Regions from separate parts of the Homo sapiens genome. Here regions 2, 3 and 4 are each linked to region 1. A link is a contact called in ENCODE Hi-C or POLR2A ChIA-PET data. All regions are on one chromosome and are shown on one strand. Each heading gives the region's core, a stretch centred on a gene start or an enhancer-like site at or near the end of the contact. The rest is flanking DNA. Distances are from core to core; before and after follow the strand shown.

What was found. A loop is a pair of places that touch in the nucleus more often than their neighbours do. ChIA-PET counts read pairs that join two places held with the same protein, here RNA polymerase II (POLR2A). Pooled maps may share reads with other maps.
Region 2: a loop to region 1 is called in a map of B cell, with 29 times the contacts of the local background. The contact joins the promoter of TMEM254 here to the promoter of WAPL in region 1. A Hi-C loop is called at or near these places in 1 of 168 maps with a recorded cell type or tissue (B cell) and 5 of 50 pooled maps. POLR2A ChIA-PET finds 5 or more read pairs at or near these places in 1 of 52 experiments (A549).
Region 3: a pooled map shows a loop between it and region 1 (9-fold over the local background). The contact joins the promoter of EXOC6 here to the promoter of WAPL in region 1. A Hi-C loop is called at or near these places in 5 of 50 pooled maps.
Region 4: a map of B cell shows a loop between it and region 1 (28-fold over the local background). The contact joins the promoter of CEP55 here to the promoter of WAPL in region 1. A Hi-C loop is called at or near these places in 2 of 168 maps with a recorded cell type or tissue (B cell and naive thymus-derived CD4-positive, alpha-beta T cell) and 6 of 50 pooled maps.

The regions. Positions count from the first base shown.
Region 1 is chr10:86,517,036-86,523,053 of GRCh38, reverse strand. It overlaps WAPL (WAPL cohesin release factor), which reads left to right and starts at 1,262. Exons shown (of 19, transcript NM_015045.5): 1 at 1,262-1,689; 2 at 4,963-5,483. The coding sequence starts at 4,985. WAPL-DT (WAPL divergent transcript) reads right to left here and starts at 1,107. Exons shown (of 2, transcript NR_186498.1): 1 at 645-1,107; 2 at 1-545. RefSeq lists silencers at 649-1,208, 1,349-1,768.
Region 2 is chr10:80,076,063-80,081,859 of GRCh38, reverse strand. TMEM254 (transmembrane protein 254) reads right to left here and starts at 3,195. Exons shown (of 4, transcript NM_025125.4): 1 at 3,074-3,195; 2 at 1-19. The coding sequence starts at 3,160. It overlaps TMEM254-AS1 (TMEM254 antisense RNA 1), which reads left to right and starts at 2,667. Exons shown (of 4, transcript NR_027432.1): 1 at 2,667-3,133.
Region 3 is chr10:92,843,891-92,849,894 of GRCh38, reverse strand. It overlaps EXOC6 (exocyst complex component 6), which reads right to left and starts at 1,375. Exons shown (of 22, transcript NM_019053.6): 1 at 1,261-1,375. The coding sequence starts at 1,361. RefSeq lists silencers at 929-1,268, 1,409-1,558.
Region 4 is chr10:93,492,801-93,498,568 of GRCh38, reverse strand. CEP55 (centrosomal protein 55) reads right to left here and starts at 1,957. Exons shown (of 9, transcript NM_018131.5): 1 at 1,646-1,957. RefSeq lists a silencer at 1,629-2,138.

The DNA of each region.
Region 1 (6,018 bases), core at 13-2,512:
GGAGCTGGATAACTTCTGGGTGCATTAAAAGCAAATTATCCATTTGTGGGAGAAGGGCGGGCTTCTCACTGAAAGCAATTAGTAGTTTTCTAATTTCCCAGGTGGGTCTCCATTAACCGCCTAACAAACACCAAGGCTGTCGGAGTCCGACGAATCATGCACCTCTCTTAGGGGGAACTGGTTGCGCTACTCTTTAGAACGCTGTTTTCCCATGGTAGCCTTAAAAAAAACTTACCAATTTTCTGAATTAGGTAACACATTGAATGGGAAAAACCTAAGATAGCACAAAAAGGCGTACAGCGAAAAATTAAGACTCCTTCCTCCCGTCATCCGCCACCTCACTGTCCTCCCTAGAGGCAATCGCTGGTTCACTTCTTTAAACTTTTTATTATGGAAAATTTCAGATACACAAGTAAAGAGACTGTATGATGAGCACATATGCTCGCATCACGCAGCTTCAACGATGAAAAACGTTCTGCCAGCTTGTTTTATTCCTCTCCCCCAGTTTTCATAGGCGTATTTTACAGTCCTGACACCAGATCACTCTGTCAACACATCAGTAGGTCTTAAAAAAAAAAAAACAAAAAACCATAACCACATTACCGTTACCACACCCAACAAAGTTAATGATAATTGCTCAATACCATCCAATATTCTCGGGGCCACTTTCAATCGGTGAGGGGCAGACGGACTTAGAGGAAGGACTGCAGGGCTGGAGGGGCGCGAAAAAGCGAGGGGCGACGCTGCTCGTGGCCTCGGGTGTCCGGCGCCTCGCGGTCCCCGCCATCGTCACCTACGCCGGGCCAGGACCGACCAGGCCAGGTCGAGGGCGGCTCTTGACCACGCGCCCCCTGCCTCCCAGCTCCCGGGCGGCGGCCTCCGCAGGCCCGGCACAGCTGCACAGCCCGCGGTCCCCAGGCACCGGCGGGTCCCTGGAGGGGAAGCGATTGATACAGCTGCCTGCACTGCGCCACCCGCCCGGCTGCCCATCTCCGTGGCACCTGCGTCTCCCGGCTGGGCCGGGAGCTAGAAGTGGCTGCCGAGACCGGGAGGGCCCGGCCAGTCGCCCGCTCCCGCTCCCGCGCCTGGTCCTCGGCCCGCGACCTCGCGGACCTGGACTACAACTCCCGTCGGGCTCCGCGGCCGGGCCAATGGCGGGCGCCGGAGCATGCGGGGCGCAGCGCCTGCGCGGCGGTTTGAGTAAGCGGCTGCGCGATTGGCTGCGGGGTCGGGCGGCCGCGCGGGGACTGTGGGAAGCGGAGTGACGGAGCGAGCGGCTGTTGGAGGAAGGAGGTGGGGGCCGGGAGCGCAAATGGCGTTGAGATGGTTCAGGGCCCTGTTCAAACTCCAGCACTGACCATTCACCGGCGGAAGCGGCGGCGCAGGAGGCGGCGGCGGCCCAGCGGGGGCACACAGCAGGCTCTGTTACCAGCTCCAGCAGTGGCGGCCAGCGAGAGCTAGGCCTGGGCCCGGCCGGCGGCGCTCGAGGCGGGGAGGGAAGTTGCGGGGCCGCCGCTCCTGCCCCCCCAACCGGGCTTCCTATTTACCGAAAGCAGAGTCCCTCGCCTCTCTCGGCTCTCACCTGCCGGCCCTGCTCTCCCGCGCGAGGGTTCCGCGCCCGCCCGCGGGCCGTAGGGAGCGGGAGAGGCGGAGGCGGCCCGTGGCCAAAGCACCCGCCAGGCTCCGAGGGTAAGTGAGGTGTCGGGCGGCCGCCTAGGCCGGGAGGGAGCCGGGAGGGTGGGGGAGGCAGAGGCTGGGAGCGGGCGGTGGAAGTCTCACTGCCTCGCCCACCGGGCCGCTGAGGAAGTTGGGCAGGGGAATGACCTGAGGAACTCTTTTTTTCCCCTTTTATTTTCCTTTTTCGGAGTTCTTTTTCGGGCGACTGCTGATTGACTTAGCTCCCCAAACCCAGTCAAGTGTGTTGATTTCAGCCCCGAGTCCTTTCCCGTGGTTTCATCCGCCTCTGGCCGCCACTGGGGCCTTGCACTGCCTTAAGGATTCGGTGGCAGAGGCTTCCGGGGCGTCGAAAGTGACCTCCCTTTCCTGGGCGGCGCGGGTTGGGAGGAGAAAAGTTGCATTGAGTGTCTAGTCCGAGGGGTCCATCGCGCCCACTGCCCGTGGCGCCCCGGCTGTCCCCAGGTGAGGATTTCTGGTTAGTCAGGTTCGTCCCGTCCGCTTTCCATCTTTAATGGAAGCCCTTAAAGCCTTTGGGGATCGGGAAGACGCTAGATTAGGGTGGGAGTGAAGTATAAAGGCTTTTTGCTTTTTTTTTTTTTTTTTTTTTTTTAAATCACAGCGCACTTCTCTCAAAATTCGACCTGATTTTGGGCTAGGGCAAAAGCCGAACGACCGAAAAGACTTAGTCGTCAATCATTCTTTCCTTTTTAGTTAGGACAGTCTTTGGAGTTTAAAGGTTGAGCAAGATTGTGTACTTGAAACACTTAAAATTTAACTTCAAGGACGTCTGCACACTTATTTTGGAATCTGTAGTGCTTTACGCTTAGATAATGCCATTGCAAAGACATTTTATTGTGGGAAACGATAAAGGCAATCAGGAGGAGATATTATATAATGAACTTCTCTGTACCCATCGCTTGGATTTAGCAGTGACTATTAAACAAATTTATTTCATCTATACACTTCTCATTCCTTAATGTTGGAAAATCGCTGACGTTATTTCATCAGTATTTCACTATGTATTTGTAAAAGACGTGGTCTTTTGGCACAAAATTATTATTATCATTATTATTATTATTTTGAGACGGAGTTTCGCCCTTGTTGCCCAGGCTGGAGTGCAGTGGCGCGATCTCAGCTCACCGCAACCTCCGCCTCCCAGGTTCAATTGATTCTCCTGCCCCAGCCTCCGGAGTAGCTGGGATTACAGGCATGCGCCACCACGCCCGGCTAATTTTCTATTTTTAGTAGAAACGTGGTTTCTCCATGTTGGTCAGGCTGGTCTCGAACTCCTGGCCTCAGGTGATCTGCCCGTCTTGGCTTCCCAGAGTGCTGGAATTACAGGCGTGACCTGCCGCCCCCAGCCAGCACAAAATTATTTTTTATCACATAAAATAATTAAGTCCTTAGTGTCAGGTATTCATCTGAAGACTTCAAACTTTCAACAGTGAATGCTTTGTGGTTATAGAACCATTTTAACAGTTTTTCTGATGTTGGCATAAAGGAACTCAAGTCTAGATTTTTGGTTTGGCCTTTGGTTAGTATTTTTAGATGATTAGCACATAAGTGAATCCAAAACATTCCATCTTTGTTGGTGTGTATGTGTACGTACACTTACAGACCTGCAGGATCTCAGCTTTACATTCTTGAAGGAACAGAGAATCGATTTTTATTTTGTTGTCCGTGGTAGTTGCCCAGTATCCTGTTTTGTTTAGGCTGTACTTAACAAGAAAGACAGTAAGACTTGTTAGTGTTAGAGCTGCAGTGGAAGATGAAATACATCTCCTTCAGGAACACTGTTTTCTCTTAACGCAGATATGTATGATGACTAAATTATTACCTTGTCAAATTAAAATTGGGTTCTCACCAAACATGGGGGGGGGTCTACTACTGAATTTATATAAAACTCAGACAGTGACTCATTATAAATGGTAAGAATTTAAGTTAATCAAGGGAAAACAAGTGTAGATCAAAACATATTCAAAAGTATAGGTCAAATATAATTTCAATTCTTGTAGCTTTCAAAGTAATGATTTTTCATTCCTTAGGCCCTTGTTCACTTTTTAAAGTTATATTCGATGTATTCATGTTTGAACTGTAGAAAGGTCAAAGTGTTAGACAAACGGTTACTGATTGATCATGTTTAAAAAGTACTATAACTTTTTAATAGGCACAGAACTAATGCAAGTAACTTGTTTTAAAAAATGTTTGACTCTTGATTTACTGCCCTAAAGATTTTTTTTTTTGTCCTGTGAAGTAGATAAATCAGGTGAATCGATTTGCCATTTATAAATTGAAAAGGAAAATAAAAGTTGTATGTTTCTATGTCTGTATTAATCCATGAAACAGTGTAATATGCTGGAGCTCACTAGCCCCAGAAAATATAACTCAGCAAATGAGCACAGCACTATCGGGACAAGGCAGATAGGATAAGGATAGTTTCTTTCCCTAGGGAGATGACCATCTAAGGAACATTTTTAAAGTCACAGCGCAAATTACATTACACCAAGAAGCAGAATCTTCAAGATTGGGTTAAAAGCTGCAGGTTGTAAAACATGAGAAAAAGCACCATTTTGGGGACCTTTTTTCTCATGTGAATTAGTGCCATGAAATTTCAAAGAACTAAATTTAATCAAGTATTGGATATTTCTGAGGCCCTGAAAAAAACTAACATTCTGTGCTTAAGATTTTATATAAGTAATTACCCTATACAGGTTATCATTATATCACTGCAACCTCCATCTCCTGAGTTCAAGCGGTTCTTCTGCTCCAGCTTCTCAAGTAGCTGGGATTACAGGTGCGTGCCACCACTCCCAGCTAATTTTTGTATTTTTAGTAGAGATGGGGTTTCACCGTGTTGGGCAGGCTGGTCTCAAACTCCTGGCCTCAAGTGAGCTGCCTGCCTCGGCCTCCCAGCCTCTATACAGATAATTTTTTAAGGTAAAAATGATGTTTATAAGAATAGTAAATTAATTCATTTGGAACTTAATATGCTTCATTTTAAGTTAGCTTTATGGATATCGTATTATAAGTTGGTTAATCATTAAGTTTTTTTACTTTGTAAGTAGCGTAGGAATATGTACTCATTGTGGAGGAAAATTGACATGGAAGCATGTAGGGTAATAAATCAGCCTTTCTTTATACCCCTTCCTCATATTTGTTTATTTAAAAGTCTGTGTGGTGAGTGTCAAAAGTCATGAGGGAAGAATCCCTAGGTTTTTATTTTTATATGCACTGTTTAACACTTGTATTTGATGATTATATGTTTTCTTAAATTTTTTTTCACAGAGAATATGAAACTGGTGTCAAAATGACATCCAGATTTGGGAAAACATACAGTAGGAAAGGTGGAAATGGCAGTTCAAAATTCGATGAAGTCTTTTCCAACAAACGGACTACCCTTAGCACAAAATGGGGAGAGACCACATTTATGGCTAAATTAGGGCAGAAGAGGCCCAATTTCAAACCAGATATCCAAGAAATTCCGAAGAAACCTAAAGTGGAAGAAGAAAGTACTGGAGATCCTTTTGGATTTGATAGTGATGATGAGTCTCTACCAGTTTCTTCAAAGAATTTAGCCCAGGTTAAGTGTTCCTCTTATTCAGAATCTAGTGAAGCTGCTCAGTTGGAAGAGGTCACTTCAGTACTTGAAGCTAATAGCAAAATTAGTCATGTGGTCGTTGAAGACACTGTCGTTTCTGATAAATGCTTCCCTTTGGAGGACACTTTACTTGGGAAAGAAAAGAGCACAAACCGAATTGTAGAAGATGATGCAAGCATAAGTAGCTGTAATAAATTAATAACTTCAGGTAAGTTTTGATTTTCTTTATTCTCCGCCAAGAGAGCTTTGTGCAACCAATTTATTTAAATGATTTAAATTCTAAAATATATATTGTGTTTTCTTTCTGCACTTATGATACATGGGGACCATTGATAGTTTTGTAAAAGACATTTAAGAACTTTAAAGAAACCAGTTGGAGGTTGAAATAAACAACTTGGATGTTAACATTTATAGACTGTTGCGCAGGGTACGTTTTGGGAACAGTCATAAGTTTATAACCCCAATTCCAATAAGAAATATCTCTTTTTGTTGTGTTAGGATCACAAAGTATCTCATTTCTATTACTGTGGAGGATTTGGATGGTTATTGATAATGAAAATGAGATGAGTATTTAAAATGAGGATTAGTTACCAATGGTAGACTCTCTGCCAAAACTAGTTCAGAAAGATTAAGGGGGTATTGAGTGGAGACATTTAAAGAATTGAACTTGATTCCAAATTGAGATTAGTTTGGGGCCAGTATCAACTTGTATTGATAGATTTTTTTTTTTGAGAAGGAGTCTC
Region 2 (5,797 bases), core at 1,946-4,445, 6.4 Mb after region 1:
GAGGCCAGAAGACAACCCACTGAAAGAGAAGCAGAGACACAGAATACCTATTAGGTCACTTAAAACCTGTTTTTTGTTTTTGTTTTTGAGAAAGGCTGTGAAACAGTAAAAAAATTACCACAGACCGAAGAAACTCTGAACAGTCATTTGGGTCTCCATTCTTGGCTTCTATTTTCTTTCTTTCTTTTTTTTTTGACAGGGTCTCACTCCGCTGCTGGGGCTGGAGTGCAGTGGCATGATCATGACTCACTGCAGCCTCCACCATCTGGGCTCAATCCATCCTCCCACCTCAGCCTCCCAAGTAGATGGGACTACACGTGTGTGCCACCATGCCCAGCTACTTTTAAAAATTGTATATAGAGATGGGGTCTCACTATGTTGCCCAGGATGGTTTCCAACTCCAGGGCTCAAGCAATTCTCCAATCTTGGCCTCCCAAAGTGCTGGGATTACAGGCATGACCTACTGTGCCAGGATGACTTCTATTTTCTAAAAGCAACTCTACTGGGAGACTTATGCTGAGGAAAGTATGTGGTTATCAGACTCAGTGCCCACGGTGGATGACTCTTAAAGTCTTTTTTTCTTCCTTTTCTTCTTTTGTTTTCTTTGTAGAGAAGGGATCTCGCTTTGTCACCCAGGCTTGAGTGCAGTGGCCTGATCACGGCTCACTGCACCCTTGACTTCCCGGGCTCAAGCGATCCTCCCAACTCAGCTTCCCCAAGTAGCTGGAATACAGGCATGGCTACCACGACTGACTAATTTATTTATTTATTTATTTATTTTAGATGGAGTTTCACTCTGTCGCTTAGGCTGGAGTGCAGTGGCACGATCTCGGCTCTCTGTAACCTCCGCCTCGCGGATTCAAACGACTCTCCTGTCTCAGCCTCCAGAGTAGCTGGGACTACAGGTGCATGCCACCACGCCCAGCTAATTTTTGTATTTTTAATACAGACAGAGTTTCACCATGTTGGCCAGGCTGATCTCCAACTCCTGACATCAGGTGATCCGCCCTTCTCGGCTTCTCAAAGTGCTGGGATTACAGGTGTGAGCCACTGCCCATGGCTAATTTTGTGTGTGTGTGTGTGTGTAGAGATGAGGTTTTGCCATGTTGCCCAGGATGGTCTCGAACTCCTGGGCTCAAGCGATTTGCCCGCCTCGGCCTCCCAAAGTGCTGGGATTACAGGGGTGAACCACCATGCCTGGCTGACTCCTATTAATACATTCCACCAAAACCATTATTTTATAAAAGATATTAGCAAATTTTGAGTTTATGTGCTTTGGCTAGTTTCTTTACTGCAGAAACTGGCTCCAGCCAAACCTCTGTTTAATTTAGAATTCCTTTCTCGGCTTTCCCTTTTTGTACGGCTAAAACTGAGAATGATCCACTGCATAGAGATGGAAAATAAGTGAGATAAGGTTGTGACATTTTAATAGCAACTGCTTAATCACATAAATTTTTCGTAATCTTAACTTTCAGCCTCTGTATTGTAACTTCTGTCAGCTAAGACTTTTCTGAGAATAACTCAACAGTTTCAAAATGTATTGTCCCATTCAAATCTTTGTCAAGAGCAGTACTACCTCTCTCACGATGTTGTTTCACATCTGAAAGTTAAATAATGCACAAATATCACTGCATCCTCCCAAACCAAAGGGAAAGGGGAGCATCTGCCAGCTCCACAAGATCCCAATTTGAAGTCCCCAAAGCTTTCCTCCAACTATATTCTAACTAGTCACAGACACTAAATCGTAGAACAGAAATGCACCTTTGAAAATTTTCAGTTCAACACCTCCATTGTACATATGGGGAAATCAGGACATAGGTTGTCAGATTTGACACCAACAAACAACACTGTGGACAAGACAAATCTCCAATCTCCAGGATCTATTGGTATACCCAAATAGCTTCGCCTTCCTTCAAAATTTTACCACCTTATCACTTGACGTTAGGAGTTCGAGGCCAGCCTCACCAATACCCATGTCTACTAAAAACACAAAAAAATAGCTGGGCATAGTGTAATCCCAGCTACAGGTAAAGACATGAGAATCGCTTGAACCTGGGAAGCAGAGGTTGCAGTGAGCCGAGATCGCCCCACTGCACTCCAGCCTGGGTGACAGAGCGAGACTCCGTCTCAAAAAAACACAAAACTACCACCTTAGCCCCCAACCTACTTTTCCACGCATCTTTCTCGTTATCCTTTAAACAGATTATTTCTCAGCCAAACAAACGTCGCTCTTTTTCTAGGTACAGCTTTCTTCTTGCTTCCACACCTATGTCAGAACAGTTATAGCCTCTTTATCCTCCCTTACCACTTAAATCCTACCCATCCTTTAGATTTATCCCCGTTTTCCAAACAATTCCTATTGGCTCAAACATTCTGCTTCGGAAGCCCTATTCTGACTTGGCAGGCCTATGGCAGTCTGTTAACTTGACTTTCCGCTTCGTGAGAGGCTTAGGCTCGGATAACCCGTTAGTAACCATGCAGAGGTGAGGACCCAAAGACAGGAACACTAGAAAGCAGAAACTATCCTAAGAGCCCACCGAATTTCCGCTTACATGAGTAACCGAGACAACCGTCAGATGCGCGTGCGCACAGGCCCCGTTCCCAGAGCTCCCCTCGCCCTACGAGGGCCCGGCGGGCCAAAACAGAGGCCCGCCCCGCCCCACCCCACGCCTCACCGCGAAGTAGCCCAGCCCCAGGACTGTGACCAGAGAGGGCAAGGGTCTTGCTGGACGGAAATAGGCGGTAGCCGCATTGCTGGCCTCCGACTTCACCATCCTCTTGAAAAACCCAGACACAGAGTTGGCTGGGAGCTCCCCAGCCGTCCCCGCCCCCATATAAGAAAAGCCTGGCTAGCCGGTTTCTCAGGGCCCTGGGCGCCCGCCCAAGACCCTGGCGGACCAGTATGCTTGCTCTCATTGCGGAGTCTGGTCCCCTCCCCTCCGCTCCTAGCGCGCGGGAGTCGGGATTGTGCTTGCACGACTTCCCCCGGCCCGCGGCCTGTGAGCCCAGGTCCTGGGGTGAACCGAGCGCTCGCTCGTTCGTCAGACCGTAGCGCTCCAGCGGCTGTCCTTACTGTGTAGTAGCCAAAGCTGAGGGTGATGACTGTGAACCAGAACAGACTGCCTCGCTGAAAGTAGGTCGCGCCGGCTGCCGTAGCCATGGCTGCAACACCTCCCCGGGAGCGCGCTTCAGGACACCGTCGAGCGCGAGCGCGGAGGCAGGGCCGGGGCCGGCCCGCGCTCCCTCGCCATCCCCGCAGGGAGAAGATGGTGCTGGTTGGGAAGTCCCTGAGAGCGAGTCTCCCTGTCTGGCCCCAGTACAGGGGCCTTGGAATCACACCTGGGCTCAGGTCTGGAGGGCTGGTCATCATCTTGTAGGGGAGACACTCCTGTCACTTTTCTGGGTTTAAGATAAAGATGTTCGGGCTGGCGCGGTGGCGTGTCCCTGTAATCTCAGCACGTTGGGAGGCTGAGGTAGAAAGATCCCTTGAGCCCAGGAGTTTGAGACCAGCCCGGGTAACATAGCTAGACTCTGTCTCGAATGAATGAATGAATGAATGAGGTGTTGGAATAAATTCCAGCAATTTGGGAGGCCGAGTCGGGCAGATCACTTGAGGTCAGGAGTTTGAGACCAGCGTGGTCAACATGGTGAAACCCCGTCTGTACTAAAAATACAAAAAATTTGCTGGGCGCGGTGGTGCCTGCCTGTAGTCCCAGCAACTCCAGAGGCTGAGACAAGACTCTCTTGAACCTGAGAGGTGCAGGTTGCAGTGGGCCCAGATCACGCCACTGCACTCCAGCCTGGGCAACACAGCAAGACCCTGTCTCAAAAAAAAAAAAAAAAGATGGTGTTTTACTAAGAGTCTAATTTTTGAAGTTCTCTGTGCTGTGCACCTTGAGAAATAATGCTGTCCTCATTAGTTAAGATGTTTGGAACTATACAGCACCATGGTTATGAGCAGGGACTGTGAAACAGGCTGCCTGGATTTAAGTCCTGGCTCTGTCTCGGCTATTTGTGTAAGCTTAGATTAATTACTTAGCCCGGCTGTGTCTTAGTTTCTGTATCTGTAACATGAGGATATGCCAGTTTTGGGAACCTCAGGGTTTTTAGGGTGGGTTAAATGAGTTGATATCTGTAAAGAAAGCACAGCAGTGTCTGGCCCATAGTGCTTTGTAAGTGTGGGTGATTATCAATACTGCTGAGCCTTTAGCATGTGTGCCAGGCCCTGTGCGAACTGTTGTATCATCAATGAGCTGTGGGAGGTATATGCAGCTGAAGTGTCTGATTAAACACTATTTAATCATAGAAATAGAAAATCATAGAAATAGAAAAACTATTTCACCTGGGCCTTAAAAATGGGTTACTGGCCAAGCGCAGTGGCTCAAGCCTATAATCCTGGCACTTTTGGAGGCCGAGGTGGGTGGATCGCTCAGGAGTTCGAGACCACCCTGGAGAACATGGTGAAACCCTGTCTCTACTAAAATACAAAAAATTAGCTGGGGGTGGTGGCGCGTGTCTATAGTCCCAACTACTTGGGAGGCTGAGGCACGAGAATTGCTTGAGCACCGGAGGCGGAGGTTGCAGTGAGCCGAGATCCAATCACTGCACTTCAGCTTGGGCTATAGAGTGAGACTCCGTCAAAAAAAAAAAAAAAAAGTTACTATACTGTAGCTGGTATTTATTGAACACCTACTATGTTCAAGGCATTGTTCTAAGTACTATACAATAATTAACTAATTTAATTCTTAAAACAATCCTAGGCAGTAAACTATTGTCCTTATTTCAAAGAAGAAGAAACAGCACAGGGTCCTGTCATGCCCAAGTGGGTGAGGAATACTGGAAAACAATTGGCAGCTGAGTGTTCCAGTTCCAGAGAGGGCACTCTGGAACCAACCAAGGTTCTCTTTCCTCATTTTTTACGTGAGTATCTTGGGATATAAAGTCTTAAAGAATGAATTTCAGAATATGTGAGGAAATCCATTTCCCAGGTAGACCACAGTGCTCTTGAATATCAAGATTAACAGTAACAATTGTAACAATTGGTGTTTTCTTAGTCCTTATCATCCTTGATCACACCACCCTCTTTATTCTTCTCCTCCTTCTGAATAACTCCTTGTTTTCTCAGCTTTCCTTTTCTTTCTTCTCTCCTAGAATAAGTTTTGCTTATTATCTTCTTTGTGTTTTCAGTACCTATCAGATTCAATTTTCACCTTCAGCTGACTAAAATAATCTCTTCAGCCCTCACCTCTTCCCAGTTGGTCACCTTTACCAAAGATTACTCACACCTCAAAGACAAGAAGTCCATTATCATTATCCACAGAGTCCATCCTCACCAAGGCTACCCTGTCTGTGGTTTTTTTTTTTTTTTTTTTTTTTTTTGAGATGGAGTTTTGCTCTTGTTGCCCAGGCTGGAGTGCAGTGTTGCGATCTCGGCTCACTGCAACCTCTGCCTCCCCACTTCAAGTGATTCCCCTGTCTCAGCCTCCTGAGTAGCTTGGATTACAGGTGTGCACCACCACGCTTGGCTAATTGTGGAGACGGGGTTTCACCATGTTGGCCAGGCTGGTCTCGAACTCCTGACCTCAGGTGATCTGCCTGCCTCGGCCTCCCAAAGTGTTGGGATTACAAGTATGAGCCACCTCGCCCGGCCTACTCTATGTGAACAGCACTTTCTTTCTACCTTGTACCCAGATTCCTTGCTTTGACTTCCCCCATATCATATAAAGATTGCAGACTAATCAGCTGTCAAGAGTTCTACTGATTGGGTAATACAATATCTAATCCTTCTAGATTAAAT
Region 3 (6,004 bases), core at 126-2,625, 6.3 Mb before region 1:
AAATAGGCAAGGTCCCTAATGTTCTGAGTTTCCTGGGCATCTGAATACTCTCCCCTCCCCATTCTACAAATAAGGAAACCGAGATCCAGAGAGGTTAAATAATTTTTTTCCATGACTGCACATTTCATCAGAGGCAGAATTAGGGCAAAACAAGAACCCAGGCCTCCTGACTCTTAAGGGCAAGGTGTATTTACATAACTTGAACTGGCTTCAATTTACACTATATTCACAGGTCCACAAACTGTACAGCGCTCTATTCTAGGAAGTGTATTCTGAAGAATACTAATGATAAAGCATAATCAGTCTCAAGTTCCCTAAGTGAATAATAACTTCATTTATCATTATTATCACTCCAAAAGATGAAACCTTATATGTAAAAGGAACTTATTCTTGAAGACAGTGCCTAACCTAACCCATGGCTCATTACGTTGCCTGGCTAATAATATTCTATTGGAACAGCAGGTACTCAGTTTGGCATGGAATATGCATTACCTAGTACTATTCTTAAAATGAATGGGGAGGAACTCGATTTAAACGGAAAAATTAATGCAATTTTAATGAAATGTTTGTAAATAAGTAAAAGCTGTTCTGCCTCCAAAGCAGCTTAGATCCCGCGAGCGCAGGGTCACCCTAGCGTGTTCCCAAGCAGCAAGCAGCTGCTCTCCTCCAGCCCACGCTCTCTTCTCCAGCCCACGCTCTCTTCTCGCCCACTGCGGCCGCGCGGGGGAGTAGGGGGAAAGCGGGCCGGCGTCTCCCGCTCAATTTCAATTCTCCCACGCCCGCGGCAGCCCGGCGCGCCAGGCTTTCCACCCGCGCGCGACCTGGCACCTCCGTCACGCCGGGTGCCTGCTGTCGACCCTAGCCTGGCATGCCCGCGGCCGAGCAGCCCTCAGCCCCACCACGAGCGAGACGGGGGCAGGCCCCAGAAGTGTCCTCGGGCCCGGGGGCCGCAGCCAGGAGGAGAACGCGGGGCCGCAGCGCGGGGCCCGGGGTTAGAGACCCTGCAGCAGCCACACCCACCGGCTGCGGGGTGACAGCTACAGCGGTGGAGGCAGGCCGCGCCGACAGGTGCAGCCGCCTTCTCGGTCCCGCCCGGGTACCGGCTAGAGTTCCGCCACCCGCGAGCGCCCCCGCCCGCCCCCGCGCGCACCACCTGTCGGGGAGCTTCGCGCGCGGCCGGCGGCGGACGCCCCGCCCGGCTCGTGAGGAGCGGCCGGCGTGGGGCGGGGGGCCGAAGTCCCGGTGGGATGAGATCTTTACCGGAGGGTGGGCCCCACACAGGCGGTGTCGGTGCTCTCGATCTCCTGCAAGATCCGCTCGTGCTCGGGGACGGTGCCCAGACTCTCGCTGTTCTCCGCCATTTTGGCTGGAAGCTGAGGAGCCAGCGAGGCGCGGCGCCGCGGGAACGACGGGGGCGAGCTCCAAGTGGCGCGAGCGCGAAGGGGCGGGGCGGGGGCGGGGCGCTCGGGCCGGCGGCGCGGGGGCGCGCGGAACGCCGGGCAGAAGGCGCGCGACCCGGTTCCCGCCCCCGCACCTGCAGGAGTGAGCGGGGGCTGTGAGCTGGGGCTACGGGCGGCGGCCGGGTACCCAGCTGGCCTCCTGCCCTCTCTCGCGACTAGTCCCTCCTGGGCGTCTTGTGCCTGGCCTTTGGGCTTTAACATATCTCCTTGTCTTCTGTGTGTGCCACACCCTGTGCCACACGCGGGGGTACCGTAGTAATCAGCAAGGTGGACACTCAGATCATCACCCTGAATCTGTAATAAGAGCCACGGGGACATTTAACAAGGGCCTGATGTACTCTGGGTCGTGGGGAGTCAGAGAAAGGAAAACATGCACTCACGAAAAGCAAAATTGCATGTGATAGTAAGATTTATTTTAGGAACGAATAAAGATCCCAGTTGACCATGAAGACCGCTCCAGGTGGATTCATGTCCCCGCCTGCAAGAAGTCCACAGCGGCCAGTCAACTTGGAAATAAATTATAAGCGACATAAAAAATTAAATGATGAGAAGTTAAGACACTTGATGGCAGAGATACCAAAAAAAAAAAAAAAAAAAAAGGCCCAGGGCGATGTGTAATTCATACCAAAGTCCGTGAACTCAGGTGCCCCCAGGTCAGAGTAGCTGGGTTGAGAAGGGGTGAGAGCTCTTGAAAGGGGGTTAGCAGCAGGGAGGTGGGAGAGAGAGGCAGGGAGGCTTGGACAAAGGTATCAGTGTAGAAAAAAGTCGTGCTTAATGACATGTTTGTGGGACACTGAGTAAACCAGTTTGTCATGATCAAAGCAGGGAGGAAGGAAGACTAAACAGGAACAGAATGGAAACCTAGCCTGAGGAACAACTACTTTCTGCTCTACATTAATCCAGGGCTTTGAAAAGCTTCCCTTTGAGTCAACCAAGCTCTTTATCCAGCTGTGTAACTCACTCACCCTTAGTGAGCTTTTACTTGAAACCTACCTCCAGCCTCCTCCCCACAAACATCCTGGGAGGTGGTATTGTGCAATAGTTAGAGCATGAGCTCTGAAGACCAGTGTCCGAAGACATTAATTCTTGGATTAATATCACTTGACAGCTGTGTGACATTGGGCAAGAACCTAGTTCTTTTATATGTCAGTTAAATGACTGTAAATGACAATGGCAGTGTCTGCCTCATATTGCTGTCCCATGGTGTATGAGTTTTCCATTGTTGCTTTAACAAATCACCACAAATTGAGTAGCTTAAAATGACTCAGACATATTATCTTACAGTTCTGTACGTTAGAAGTCTGTCACAGGTCTCACTGGGCTAAAAATCAAGGTGTCAGCATGTCTGTGTTCCTTGCTAGAGACTCTGCGGGAGAATTTGTTTCTTTGCCTTTTCCAGCTTCTAGAGGCCACCCACATACCTTGGCTTGTGGCCCCCTTCCTCCATCTTCAAAGCTAGCAGCATTACATCTCTCTGACCATTCTTCTGTGGTCACATCTTCCTCTGACTCTGACTTAGGCTGGAAAAGATGCTCAGTTTTTAAGGACCCATATGATTAGAGTGGACCCAACCATTTAATCCAGGATAATCTTCCATCTCAGGGTCCTTAACCTTAATCACATATGCAATACCCCCTTTGTCATGTAAAAATAACATATGCACAGGTTCCAGGGATTAGAATGTGAGCATCAGTGGGACCCACTGCCTACCAAACTTAGGAAGGGCCCTATAAAACATTGCTAATGCCCTCCTTCCTATTAATCTGGAATCTTCAGAGCAATGGATTCCAGCTATACACATCCATTGAGCTAAGACAGTCTTCCATTTCCTGCAGAGAGACCTAGCTTTTCATTCTTTTTGTGGGAGGGGATAAAATTTGTCTTCTTTTTTTTATGTTTCAGTTTCAATTTTCAAAAGGTTATTTTCCCCTCTCAAGAACTTCTTAGGTCGAGCACAGTGGCTCACACCTATAATCCCAGAGCTTTGGGAGGCTGAGGCAGGAGGATTGCTTGAGCCCAGGAGTTCGAGGCTGCGGTGAACTATGATAATGAGCAAAATGAGGAGAGCAGGGCATGTGGCACAGGCCAGTTTCCTATTTGACCAATGTCTCCAGCTGGGGAATTACTTTCCTGATCATTCCTTCCCTAGAACTCTACCCCTTTTCTTCACCAGTCCTGATACCTTTTATTCCAAAGCTGGCTCCAAGTGCCCCTGCTCTGGGAAACCAGCCCTGCTTAGGCACTCCTCAGGCCAGCCCTGTTTCAACACCTGCCCATAGAGATTACTTCAACATAAGCAGCAGTATCTTCCCCGAAATTCAAGTGAACATGGAAGGAAGTCCATTTACCACTTCTCCTTCTGAAACAGTTTTTGCTGGTTCCCTCTGAGACTTCTGACAGTTCCGTGAGTACCTGGAGGTTTTAGCTAAGAATTCAAAGCTAAATGTCCTAAATAACTAATTGCACATTTGTTTTGTTTGTTTGGTTGGTTTTTTCGAGACAGAGTTTCGCTTTTGTTACCCAGGCTGGGTAACAATGGCGTGATCTTGGCTCACTGCAACCTCCGCCTCCTGGGTTCAAGTGATTCTCCTGCCTCAGCCTCCGGAGTAGCTGGGATTACAGGCACGTGCCACCACGCCCAGCTAATTTTGTATTTTTAGTAGAGACTGGGTTTCTCCATGTTGGTCAGGCTGGTCTCAAACTCCCGACCTCAGGTGATCTGCCCGCCTCGGCCTCCTAAAGTGTTGGGATTACAGGCGTGAGCCACCGTCCCCGGCCCTAACTGTACATTTTAATCATGGACATAGATATATCAAATATGTCAATGTGGGGTGGGGGAAGCCTATCCAAGGGATAAATGATTTTTTTTTTTTTTTTTTTTTGAGATGGAGTCTCTCTCTGTTGCCCAGGCTGGAGTGCAGTGGTGCGATCTTGGCTCACTGCAACCTCTGCCTCCCGCTTTCAAGCGATTCTCCTGCCTCAGTCTCCTGAGTAGCTGGGATTACAGGTACATGTCACCACATCCAGCTAATTTTTGTATTTATAGTAGAGATGGGCTTTCACCATGTTGGCCAGGCTGGTCTCACACTCCTTCCCTAAAGTGATTGCCCTGACTTGGCCTTCTGAAGTGCTGGGATTACAGGCATGAGCCACCACGCCCAGCCCCAAGGAGTGAATGATTTAACGTCTGCACTGAGAAGGTTGCGGAGTAGCAGGGCACAGACAGGCAGATTGCAGATGCATGTGGAATTATTTTTTGGCAGTGGATATTGACTTCCAGAGATCAATCCAAAATCTCTTTTCAGGACTCCTGGAAGAAGAAAGATACACCAGGAAGACCAGCAGGACAGGAGATGCATTTTGTGTCCAGTATAAAAGTAATTGGCAAAGTAAGGATTTGACTTGTAAATAAACTCTTAGTCATTAGGAACTTAACTTTGCGCCTTTTATCTACAGACTAATGACCTGTCTTGGGAAAGCGCCTCCCTCAGAATGAGGTTGTAGAGTGCAACTGCTCTGGTCTGGCATTTAACTACTTGAATTCAAATTCCAACTCATCTCTTACTAGATGTCAGGCCTCAGGGAGTTACTTAACTTGACTAAGGCTCACGTTCTTCAAGTGTGAATTAAGGACAATAAGAATCCCTAGCTCACCAAATTATGTGAGGATTAAAGAAGATAATATATGTATTATGTTTAGCCTAGAGCTCAATCAACATTAGCATTGGCGACTAGGGTTATCAGGCATTTGCTAGTAAGCCAGAGAGCCCAGCATTTTAGCCTCCTCTTTGATAAAATAAAAATAAAAACCAGACACATAAATGTTCTTTTTCCTAATCATTAAAAAAAAACCTGATTGTGTATCAGGGTTTTCTGCATGTTTGGTGGATGTAAACCAACTGAAATATGTTTCCTGCTTTTGTAGAGAGGGAAACAGGAACATGTCTTTGGGTTGGATTCTTGGTTCCAGACCCATTTTAGTGAACCCTCTGGATCCTGCGCTTTTAAGGCAAGCACCTTTCGTTGTCCTTGGGAGCAGTGCTCACTCATCCTTGGAAGCACATATCATGGTGGTGAACAAATCACTGAGTCTGTCTCCATTTCCAGGAACTGCTCCTACATCAGGCACAGGGACGATGCCTGTATTGTTCACTGCCCAGCCCAGTGCCTTGCATATAGTAGAGGCTCAATTAATAAGTGAATGATCCACATGCAAATACTTGTCGTATTAAGCTTAATGTTGTAAATGGCATGTTTTTCTTTTTTTTCCTTTTTTTTTTTTTCTGAGACACAGTCTTGCTCTGTCACCAGGCTGGAGTGCAGTGGCGCGATCTCGGCTCACTGCAACCTCCGCCCTCCAAGTTCAAGTGATTCCCCTGCCTCAGCCTTCTGTGTAGCTGGGACTACAGGCACGTGCCACCACGCCCAGCTAATTTTTTTTTTTTTTTTTTTTTTTTTGAGACAGAGTCTCGCTCTGTCGCCCAGGCTGGAGTGCGGTGGTGCAGTCTCGGCTCACTGCAGCCTCCACCTCCAAGGTTCAAGCA
Region 4 (5,768 bases), core at 708-3,207, 7.0 Mb before region 1:
AAATCATCTATCAAAAGGTTAGTCCTGGATTTTTGCCATTATAAGGTGAAAGATTGCAGTAGCTCATCCATCAGTTAAAGAAATGCAAGGTTATGGCGTCTCTCAGTCACCTGCTGCCACAGGAAGTTCTTTCCTATGTGTTTCTGTTGATAACACACTGTTGACTTGATATCGTGGGTCGTAGGACAGAAAACTACTACCAAGTCATTGAGACACAAAATGATGGAAATATAGATCTGCAGAACGTGAAAGAACCCCCAAACATCTGCTTCCTAACCTTTGCACAGAAACTCTGGCAGTGAATGAATGACTACTAGTTTCTAGCCTCTGGCCCAGACGGTTTGGATCTCCCCCACCACCTAGTCCCACCAACCTCCTTTCCCTGTATTTTCTTTTTTCTGTTTCTGTTTCTTTCTTTTTTTTTTTGGCGGGGGCGGGGCGTTAGGGGCGGCAGAGTCTCGCTCTGTCGCCCAGGCTGGAGTGCAGTGGCACTATCTCAGATCACTGCAACCTCCGCCTCCCGGGTTCAAGGGATTCTCCTGCCTCAGCCTCCTGAGTAGCTGGGACTACAGGTGCGCGTCACCACGCCTGGCTAATTTTTTTTTATCTATTAGTAGAGATGAGGTTTCACCATATTGGTCAGGCTAGTCTCGAACTCCTGACCTCAAGTGATCTGCCCGCCTCGGCCTCCCAAAGTGCTGGGATTACAGGCGTGAACCACCGCGCCCGGCCACCTTTCCCTGTATTTCCTATTCCAGTCATCCACAGGGTTCCCCCAGTTCAAACCTTCCTCAGCATGCCTTCCCTCTGTGAACTCTTAACAAACGATATAGCTGCCCCACCCCCACCCCTACACAATCTAGTACCCAATTACACTTCCTGCTAACCTTTTATTTTTTCAATTGTTCAACTATTTTTTCAAGGACTGCACTTTGATTTTTGTTGTTGTTGTTGTTACCCACAGAGCCTAACAGCAAGCCCTCAGATATGATTGGTTGATTGGGGCCGGGCGCGGTGGCTCACGCCTGTAATCCCAGCACTCTGGAAGGCCGAGGCAGGTGGATCATCTGAGGTCAGGAGTTCGAGACCAGCCTGCCCAACATGGCGAAACCCTGTCTCTACTAAAAATACAAAAATTAACCGGGCGTGGTGGCGCACGCCTGTAGTCCCAGCTATTCAGGAGGCTGAGGAAGGAGAATCGCTTGAACCCAGGAGGCAGAGGTTGCAGTGAGCCAAGATCGTGCCATTGCACTCCAGCCTTGGTGACAGAGCGAGACTCCATCTCAAAAAAAAAGAAAAAAGAAAAGAAATGATTGGTTGATTAGCTGAAGTGACCTAAGTCATGCTGGACAGGTGACCAAACAAGCGCTTCCATCCAGTAAATGGTACAAGGCCTCAATTACAAGCCGCATCTTCTACAAGGCGACGCCAATCTTTAAAAATTCCCACATAAAATCTCACTTGAGGAGACAGACAGGAAAAGAGAAACTGCAAAAAAAGGCACAAGTTTTCTCACTTCTAAAATAAAGATGTTTGAGGAACACACAACGAAAGTGCCTGCCAATCGGAAAAAGCCGTCCTAACAAAAGACCTTGGGCAAGTCACTTGGCCTCTCTGCGCCTATCTGTAAGGAGATGATACCCACCGCCAAGTCCAAAGAAGCGATCGAAGAGACAACGGTCTTGAGGCGCCCAGCCGGGTGCCAGGCACGAAGTGAGCGCCAGGGAAAAGGACTGTTATCAGAGCGGGCAGAGATTGAATCCCGCGGACGCGATCTGCCCACTGACCTGCCCTCCCTGGCGGTCCGGACCGGCCCGGCCCCGGGGCTGCGGGTCCTGGCCGCCCCTCGCCACCCTCCGCGGTCGCCTCCCTTGGGCCAGCTAGCAGCTGAAGCGAAGCGCGGCGCTCGCGTCGGCCGAGTCACACCATCAGGTGTGGATGCCGCTTCCGGGAGTTTGAATCCCGCGGCTGCAGGGCGGGGCACGTCACTGCCGGCAGGGCGCGGCCCGCAAGAAGGAGGAGCAGCGCGCGCGCGGCGGGGACGCGGCTCCCCGATTGGCTGCCGCCTTTGAAGGGCGGAGAGTAAACCTGAGGGCGGGCCGAGAAGTGGCTGGGGCCGCGGGGCGGGACAGAGGGCGGGAACACTTCCTCCCGGGCCCGCCAGCTAATTCTGGGATCGGGGGTTCTCTGCGGGCTTAGACCTAAACAAGCTTGGTGTCTCGCAGTCAGGGGCTGGTTTTGTGTTTATACGCTTTTAGGAGAAAGCAAATTACTATTTTTAATGGGATAAAACCAGTGACGATGGACCGAGACGAACTAGTTCTGCGCTCTTGAGCATAGATTCTCCCTGTGTGAAGTGCGGCCCCTCCTGCCCTGGGACAACGGGATTTCACAAAGGAGCACAGCCCCCTTGTCATCCCCTCGGGTCTCACTCTGTCGCCCAGGCTGGAGTGGAGTGGTGCAATCATAGCTCACTGCAACCTCAGTCTCCCGGGTTCAAGCGATCGTCTTGCCTCAGCCTGCCGAGTAGCTGAGACTACAGGCGCACGCCACCACGCCCGGCTAATTTTTTATTAAAAAATTTTATACAGACAGCGGAGTGGGGGGGGGGGGGGGTGGTCTCACTTTGTTTCCCACTCTGATCACGAACTCCTGCCTTCAAGTGATCCTTCCACCTCGGCCTCCTAAAGTGCTGGGATTACTGCCAAAAATCAGCAGCACAGCAGGGAGTGTTAACGGGAGAGATGAGAGGCACGCCCAGGTTGAACGCTGAGATTATGAATGCTAGCGGACCGGCTTTCAGACCAGACTGCTACCCTCCAGCCTGATATCTATCTATTGATCGATTCTAGCTCTTGATTAGCCGCTTTGAGAACGTTACTGCTGAGAGAAGAAGCACATGAAATGTTTAGCAGGGCCTCCCTTTCTCTCCTAGACCCAGCATAAACTCGCTGGAGATTTAAAACAGTAGATACACAGTAGCAAAACATCCTAGGTACACAATATTGTACAAAGGTTATAAACTCTAGATTAGGACTTTCTAGATTTAATTCCTTACTGCCCTGACTAGATGTGTCTCCTTGGATAAATTTATTTAACCTATTTGAGCCTCGGTTTCCCGATGTGTAAAATGATGCAAATAATAATATTTACTTCACAGCTCGGTTATAAGGATTAAATGAGGAAATCCGGCCAGGTGGAATGGCTAATTCCTGTAATCCCACCACTACGTGAGGACGGGGAGCGAGGATTGCTTGAGGTCAGGAGTTGGAGACCAGCCTGGGCAACACAGAGAGATCCACTCTCACCCCACCCAATCCCTGTCTCTAATTTTAAAACTTTAAAATTTTTTTACATGAAAGAAATTCATGTAAAGTGCTTAACATTTAGTAAATGTTCAATTGATGTTAGCCATTGTTAAACAAAAGGCAACACTCAAATGTTACTGAATAGAATGGATGAGAAAACCATGTGGGGAATTTTAAAGAATCAGAGAAACAAAACCAAAACAGAATGCAAGATAACGTTTGGTACCTGCTTCCAAGGAGCTCCCATTTCTGAAGGGAAGGTAAACTAAAGTATCAAGTGGGATTAGGGTGGGAAAAATCAGGGCAAAAGATAAATCATCGTGTGAACATTATTCATTGCCCAGAGTTGAGGGGCAAAATTAATTTCCACAGAGATTTACAAAGATTCTTAAAGAGATATAGAGAAAAACATTTCCCTGTTCACCTTCAAGCCAAATGGGGAGCAAAAAATGGGGGAGAGGGAGGAGGGACCCTGGAGAGAGGTGGCACCTGGCGGACTGGCACCTGGGTAGCCAGCACCCAGGCCTGCTGTGCCAGACACTCCAATTCCACACCTGCCCTCCAGGACCTTCTTTTCTGGCTAAAGGTCGCCCTGTGAGTGGGGACCTTGAGGAAGAGGAGCAAACAAGAGGCTCATTGGCCTGGGGGGCTTGTTAAATTCCCTAATTGCCATTGCTAGCCCTGAAAATTAATGTTTGCTCTTTACAGATAGGAGCTGCCAGTCATGAGGTTGTGAAGAGCTGGTAGTTTCCACAAGATCTCACAAGTACTTTGATGTTGATAGTTCACTCAGGGATAGTCTAGGATGAAGATTGGGAAACTCATCTTTATTCATGTAAAGAGAAATGTAACAGCCAAGCAGACTAGATATTTATCTAAGCAGGTGAGCTCATTTTCTTCCCAGTAGGAACCTGTTCTTGGGAAACCAAAACAGGATCAAAAGGCTGCTGAATGGGTTTAAAGATATTAAATGGAAATAGGGAGGCTGTTGTAGGTTAGAGCACCTATCACCTTTGAAGGTTACATCTTCCAAGGCAATGCTAATGAACACACAGGGCCTCACCAGCGTGTAGATCTGCACTGTCCAATACAACTTTCTGCAGTGATGGAAAGGTCCCTCCTGATCTATCCAATATGGTAGCACTAGCCATAGATGGCTACTGAGTGCTTGAAATGTGGCCACCGTTATTGAGAAACTGAATTTTTAACTTTATTTAATCTTAATTTAAAAACTAAAAGTTTATTTATTGAAAAACTTTTGATTTTCTTATTTTTTTCTTTTTTTTATTATTATTATTTTATTGGAAAACTTTTAAGTATGTTTGGAACAACCTGGGTACAAAAACCTGTTTTTTCAATTGTAAATTTTATGAAATCTACATATAGATCAAGTATTTCTGAGGAAGATTTTATGTCCAAATTGAGGTGTGTGAATATACACAGCAGATTTCAAAAACTTAGTATGAAAAAAGAATGTAAAATATTGCACTAATACTTGTTTATATTATTACATGTTAAAATGATAGTATTTTTGATATATTGGGTAAAATGAAACATATTAAAACGGATCTCACCTAATGTGTTTTACTTTTTTTGATGTGACTAGAAAATTCAAAATGATAAATGTGGCTCATACTATATTTCTATTGCACAGCACTGGAATGCACACAATAAATGTTCTCTAAATTCAGAACAAGAAGAAATGAATGAACTCTTGTCTCCTTTCAATCTGATTTCTCCTTAGCAGGGATTTTTTCTTTTAAATAATGCAAATGCAATCTTGTCACCTATTTCCCAATGCAAACACAAAGCATTTGATTGATTTACCATTGTTCTTAAAATAAGGAAAAAAAATTCTCCATCTGTCCTCTGGGGCCTAGTGGAGACCAAAGTCCCAAACCAGCCATGCTTGACACCTTTCATTCCTTGACCAGGCAGACTCCTTCCTGCCTTCGGGGCTTTTCCACAGGCCCTGTCTGGAATTCTCCACTGTTATCTCCTTTCCTACTTCCCCGGAAAATCTTAGTTCTCACTGCTGCAGGGATGTCCTCGCTTTAGCTTGTACTTCTCCAACCACTCACCACACTTATAATTGCACATTTATTTGAGAGTGATTCTTTGGTTGGTATCTTTTCCCCTCACTAGGCTGCAAAATCCTTGAAGGTAGGGGCCACATCTGATTTTGCCAGCCACCATATCCTGAGCACCTAGAAGAACCACAGTGATTGAGCGAATTAGATCAAGGATGAATTGATCAGAGTCTCGTCTGATCTAAACTATTACGGAGAAACAGACAAATGCTTTACTCTCTTTCCTTTCTGTTATCGATATTCCTTAATTACCTAAAAGGATGCACCTTACTTAAAATAATGCACCAGAAGCATGCTTTTAGAGCTCAGCACCTTTTCAGGGTAGACCCCCTGCTCTTTCCTAAAGTTTATCTTCAGCCAGGAAGGGCTG